Linked DNA regions of Homo sapiens: region 2 is linked to region 1. Evidence: read pairs that join two places in POLR2A ChIA-PET (ENCODE). Cell type or tissue: Panc1. All regions are shown on one strand. Links, peaks and the distances in the headings refer to the core of each region. The heading gives the core; the rest is flanking DNA. Region 1 overlaps OSBPL8 (oxysterol binding protein like 8). Region 2 overlaps OSBPL8 (oxysterol binding protein like 8).

Region 1 (2,928 bases), core at 104-2,603:
TTTTTTTGAGACGGAGTCTCGTTCTGCATGTAGCCCAGCCTGGAGTACAGTGGCATGATCTTGGCTCACTGCAGCCTCCGCCTCCCAGGTCCCAGTTCAAGCAATTCTCCTGCCTCAGCATCCCAGGTAGCTGAGATTACAGGCATGTGCCACCATGCCCAGCTAATTTTTGTATTTTTAGTAGAAACAGAGTTTCACCATGTTGGTCAGGCTGGTCTTGAACTCCTGACCTCGTGATCCGCCCACCTCGGCTTCCCAAAGTGCTGGGATTACAGGTGTGAGCCACCGTGCCTGGCCAACAATAATGCTTATATATTAGAAGGTAAAATGCTACAGGGGGTTGTATTTGGTAGCAGTTAAGTAGACAGGGATAAACAGACAGTTGGAAGACAACTCTTTATTGATTTCTTGCATTTCTGCATATCTTGCAAGTAAAGCACTGACTGCCTGTTACTCTAGACTACCTTTTCAAGAATGTTTATCTAGTGAGCAGCCTTGGAAGATAATGATAGTATTTTCCTCCTTAGGAAAAGAAAAGGCAGGCATTCTTGCTGTCCATTATAAAATATTTGGGTTCCCTAAGCTCAGGACTCTTCTGTATTGCAACTCAATGTTTTTTGTAGGCATTTCCCTGGGCCTGTCTTGGTATGGATAAGATAATTCGATAACTAGAAAAGGTAGGAAAGTAATTGGAACATGTAGGATTCTCCAAACTGATGGCTTTACAAATGTTTTAAATTTTGCTTCACTTTAAAGAACTACCCGTAGAGCTCTCAGACCCATGTATTATAGCTGTGGTTTAAACAAGGAAGATATGTAATTCTAATTGACAGATTTATACTCGATGATAAGGCTTTCCATCAAAAGATTGGAGATATATGTATATTTCAGTTGTAATAAAATGTTTAACATATTGTTTTGGTTTCCTACTTGAACTGATTTTTCTTTTGAAGAGCTGACTTTTTCCTGATTAGGTAGGATCAAAGGGTTTTAATTGAAGTTGAAAAACCTTAGAAAACTGTAATTAATGTACTTTATTGATTGGTTGTAGTTATTGTAAGTTGCCTCATGTTGCACAATCCCCCCCCACCCCGGCCCACCACCCTCCTTAATTTATTACTCTAAAGACAGGTCCTAATATGGACCTTAAAGTTGAGGTGGTACCGTATACCTTACATTCTTTTGCATTGCAGTGATTATGTCAGCAATATATAGACAGCAGGTAAAACTGCTGGCTGTTAGATTGTAGAATATTAGAATTTTAATGAGTGTCAGTAATTGACATTTTAGCCTCATAATTTTACTTATGAGGAAACTGAGGTCCAGAGGTGTAAAGTGGTTCACACTTAGTTCTCAATAGAGCTCTGGACTTAAAAATGAGATTTACTGGCCAGGCATGGTGGCTCACACCTGTAATCCCAGCATTTTGGGAGGCTGAGACGGTGGATCACCTGAGGTCAGGAGTTCGAGACCAGCCTGGCCAACATGGTGAAACCCTGTCTCTACTAAAAATACAAAAATTAGCTGGGCATGGTGGTGCACGCCTGTAATCCCAGCTACTTGAGAGACTGAGACAGGAGAGTTGCTGGAACCCGGGAGGCGGAGGTTGTGGTGAGCCGAGATCGCACCATTGCACTCCAGCCCAGGTGACAGAGTGAGACCCTGTCTCAAAAAAAAAAAAAAAAAAAAAAAAAAAAAAAAAGAGATTTACTGATAGCAAGTATAACATTTGTGTATCTCCTCGTGTAATTTTTACAGTTATATATTATATATTAGAAAATATGCAGCTTTTGACTTAAGCCAGTAAATTCATGGATTTTATTAGTTGAGGCTAATCAAAGTTAAAGGCCAGTAAAAAAAAATTAAGTAACTGTATACTAGTAGTGCATAGCAAAAATTATGAAATTGGTACACTGACTACTGAGAAATGTTGATATGGGGGAAAATCATTAAATTCATAACTGGCGGCATAATTAAAGTATGTGGCTGATGGAGAAATAAACATTTGAAAAACGTTCAATTAATACTTTTGTGATATATATATCAATAAATAGAACCCACTGATGTAATTATTTTCTATTAATGGAAACTTTTTTTAAATGTATACATCTGTTTTCTCCTCCTGGATTGTTTAAAACGTCTGTCATAAGACGACATGTAATACTCTATGTAGAAATTTGTTTCAAGGTTCTGTGAATTAAAATTGAAATAGTGTGTATAAGAACAGTTAGCAGAAGTGGAAAGCAACACAAATGAACTTTTCATGTACAACTTACACTGAAGTCCACAACTCTTACCTATGTATATATCCAAGTAACCACTATTCAAGTGAAGATATAGACTATTTCCAGCACCCCAGTAGGCTCTCCTGTGCTCCCTTGTAGTAACTCTCCCTTCAGGGATAAGCACCTAGCACAATGGTTGGCACGTAGTAGGTATTCAAAAATACTAGTTCAGTGAAATAAATGAAGTCTTAATATTTTACATAATTGAATGGGTTCTTTGTACATTACAGTTTTTACCTTTGTAGTTTTCCCTTTGTTTTTTTATTTTTGTAAATGTTTAAAATGTTATTACATTTGGGGACATTTTTCTTTTATTTTTTATACTCCCTCAAAGATAAGTTATTTCTTCATGTATTAGGTAAATATTCAATTTTCAGTTCCTCTGTCCAATAATTCAAAGTTAAAATATTTGTCATATTTGATCTGCAGTTAATTTTGTTGTAGTCTTAAGTTTTTTCCCCCCAATTTGAGAGTAGACGTTTTAAAGTTCAAATAGATCAATTATCAGTTAAGAGCATATGTATCTACAGTGTTACCATTTATGCATAATGAATATTGCTCTTCCCTCAAATTACTTATATTCTGTGTCACACACCAGTAATTAACCTCACATTTAGTTTTGAACATTCTTTGACTTATTACA
Region 2 (2,928 bases), core at 126-2,625, 170 kb after region 1:
GCACTGAACCGAGATCACACTACTGCACTCCAGCCTGGGTGACAAAGTGAGACCCTGTCTCAAAAAAAAAAAAAAAAAAAAAAGAACCACACTCTAGTAGTAGCTACCTCTTATGCCTTGTTAACCTCTGAAAAATTGCTGATGGTTCCCTAGATTGAATTCAGAAGCATTTTTTGAGCTTTGAACTCAGTTCCATGCTTCAAAAATGTTTTTCATTTCCAGAATAAATTACTGTAGTGTTTGGAAGTGACAGACAATAAAAATATAAAACTTAGCAACTGCTAGCTTAAATTGTACTCCATTCTTATTCGAGTCAGATAATGTGTAAAGTATCTTGAACTACATTGAGATATAATCATGAAAGGATTAAAGTGATGTTTGTGACATGACAAAAAAAAAAAAACTTTAAGCCATAATCTCTACTGAGTTTACACTGAACTAGGGAGCTCATTTTAACCTATAAAGATAACACTAGAAGTGAATAAATGGTAGATTACTAAGAAATTAGATGACAAGTGATAAAGAGTTTAAAGGAGAGGGAGCTCAATTCAGTTTGAGGGAAAGTTCTTAGAATCCTGATGAATTATTAAGATTTCTAATGGATTATAGCAATCTAGGCTTGGAGAGTGGGGTAGGGGTAACATACTAGAGTAGTTAGAGGAATGAACCGAATAAAGGTTTAAAAGCAGGAGTCATGTGGCATACCAGTGTGTTAGAAGAGAGTATTGGTTGTATTGTTGTTATTCCCATTTTACGAGAAAAGAAACTGAGACACAAGTTAACCTGCCTAAGGTCACATACCCCATAAGTAGGTATATGTATGTTATATATGCAGATTTTTTGGCTCCTTAATTCACCCTGTCATCCACTTTACTATATTACTATAATGTATCAGCAGACATTTATTGAGTAATTAATTTGTGCCAGACTGTATGTTAAATACACCTTACAACAACCCTGTGAAGTCTGGTATTATTATCCCTATTTTTAAAATGAGAAAGCTGACACTTGCAGAGAGGTTAAGTAGGATCTGAACAAAAATGGAAAGGAAGGAATGCATATGTAGGGAATTTGGAAAAACATGTACAGCTTGCTGATTGGCAGTAAAAATTTGCAGAAGTGGTGTCGAAAGGGATTTAAAGTTTAGGTAACTAAACACTCACAATAAAAAATTGGAAAAAAGGGCTCAAGAAGCTGACTTCAGAGGTAGGCAAATGGGCAAGGAACAGAAGAGAGTAATACCTTCCTCAAGTTAATATGTATTTCTAATGAATTATTTCTGTTTTAATTAGTTAAAAAAACTGGTGCCATCCAAAATTCAACTAATGTGTAGTACTTTAAATATATTTGTAGTGTTCTAGTATTGCAATGATGTGTTTGAAACTTCAAAAGTGCAGAGTATTCATATTACTATGCTAATCTCTAGGCTACAAAAACAAATGCCCAGGAAAATTTTTATTACATGAGACACATTAAATTGAACTGTAGATTATTTTTATAGTTTCAACTTCATTCTAAATGTCTTTTTAGCTCAATCAGTAAAACCAAGTACAAGAAGAAAGAAAGGAATAGAACTGGGAGACATTCAGAGTTCCATCGAATCTATAAAACAAACACAGGAAGAAATTAAAAGGTAATAATATAATGACACTGACTATTCATTTGAGACCAAGGAGTAGTTAAGAATCCTGTTATATGGGAAATCATATGCAGACTTCATATTTTTATAACATTTAGCTAAGCTAAAATACAATGTTTAGCCTCTATCACCTGATGTTTGACACTTACGAAATTCCTCCAGCACTAAAATACTTGGGAAGGAAGGAGAGGTTGTTTTTTCTCTGTAAGGGTAGAATTGGAATCACTTTATTTTACTCCTATAGCATGCTAGGAATGTAGCTGGGTTGCATGTGGAGGTGGGATTGTTTCTGAGAAAGTCAGTTAACAAAGGCCTCTATAGTCCCCTCTGTGCATGGCTGTTATTTCATTGGAATGCATCAGTTGAAATATTGAAATACATCCATAACATTGGGTAAATATTTACTCCCTGAGCCCTTAAGTATTCCTCTTTGCAGTCCCAGACCCCGCCCCCCCCCACCCCTACATACCACCCCATGACCCAGCAACTAAAAATTATTAACATTAAATGCTCTGTGACTGTTTAATATCAAATTGTGGGCTCTATGCCAACATTTCTGGCAAATCATTACAAAATTTGTTGTTGCTTATTTTTATAGAAATATTATGGCTCTTCGAAATCATTTAGTTTCAAGCACACCGGCCACGGATTATTTTCTGCAACAAAAAGACTACTTCATCATTTTCCTCCTGATTTTGCTTCAAGTCATAATAAACTTCATGTTCAAGTAGAAGTTCTCTACCATTGAATCAGTGAACTAGAAAGATCTGATTTGGCCTGGGACCAGTGTTCAAGTTGGTTTGGTCTTTATTAAAAATCACAATATTCCGAAAACAAAAAAACCTAGGAGATAAATGTAGAGGTATTGACTTTTCGTATCTTTTATCTTCACACTGAAACAAGAGCTATCCTATTTGATTATTAAAGTGAGCTATGTGTTAAGTGCCAGGACATTTCTAGCTTTTGTGAGAATGTGTCTACATATGAGTATAATAAACCCACATGTATACACAATTGTCTCTTATGTACTCCTACCTGACAGTAGTCTTTGTATTCTATAGTATGTTCTGAGATATAATGTTAACATTGTTCATAACAAAAAATGCTATCAATCTTATAAATATATGTAATCTATTTTCTTCATAAAACAGGCACAAAAGTTTTATCAGTAAGGAATTACAGATTGAGAAATGATGGAATAATAGACATAATTAATTCAATACACTACTGTTAAAATCATTTGCAAAGCACTCAGCTCAATTATCTTCTTAGAAAGAAAGAAAAAGTAT

The links. ChIA-PET counts read pairs that join two places held together with the same protein. Peaks named below come from ENCODE experiments on the same cell type or tissue, not always from the same donor. Only the 100,000 strongest peaks of a DNase experiment are listed, where the experiment ranks them.
Region 2: POLR2A ChIA-PET joins it to region 1 with 6 read pairs; 2 of 35 experiments call an interaction of 5 or more read pairs at or near these places.

Annotation. Positions count from the first base shown.
Region 1 is chr12:76,525,410-76,528,337 of GRCh38, reverse strand. The region is part of intron 1 of OSBPL8 (oxysterol binding protein like 8); the gene reads left to right. Among named protein-coding and RNA genes, the nearest start is that of OSBPL8, 33 kb to the left of the region's middle. In Panc1, for the core only: no CTCF peak of the experiment used is centred there; no DNase peak of the experiment used is centred there.
Region 2 is chr12:76,355,331-76,358,258 of GRCh38, reverse strand. OSBPL8 (oxysterol binding protein like 8) reads left to right here. Exons shown (of 24, transcript NM_020841.5): 23 at 1,531-1,633; 24 at 2,238-2,928. The coding sequence ends at 2,370. Among named protein-coding and RNA genes, the nearest start is that of BBS10, 8.4 kb to the right of the region's middle. In Panc1, for the core only: no CTCF peak of the experiment used is centred there; no DNase peak of the experiment used is centred there; H3K27ac peaks cover 869 bases.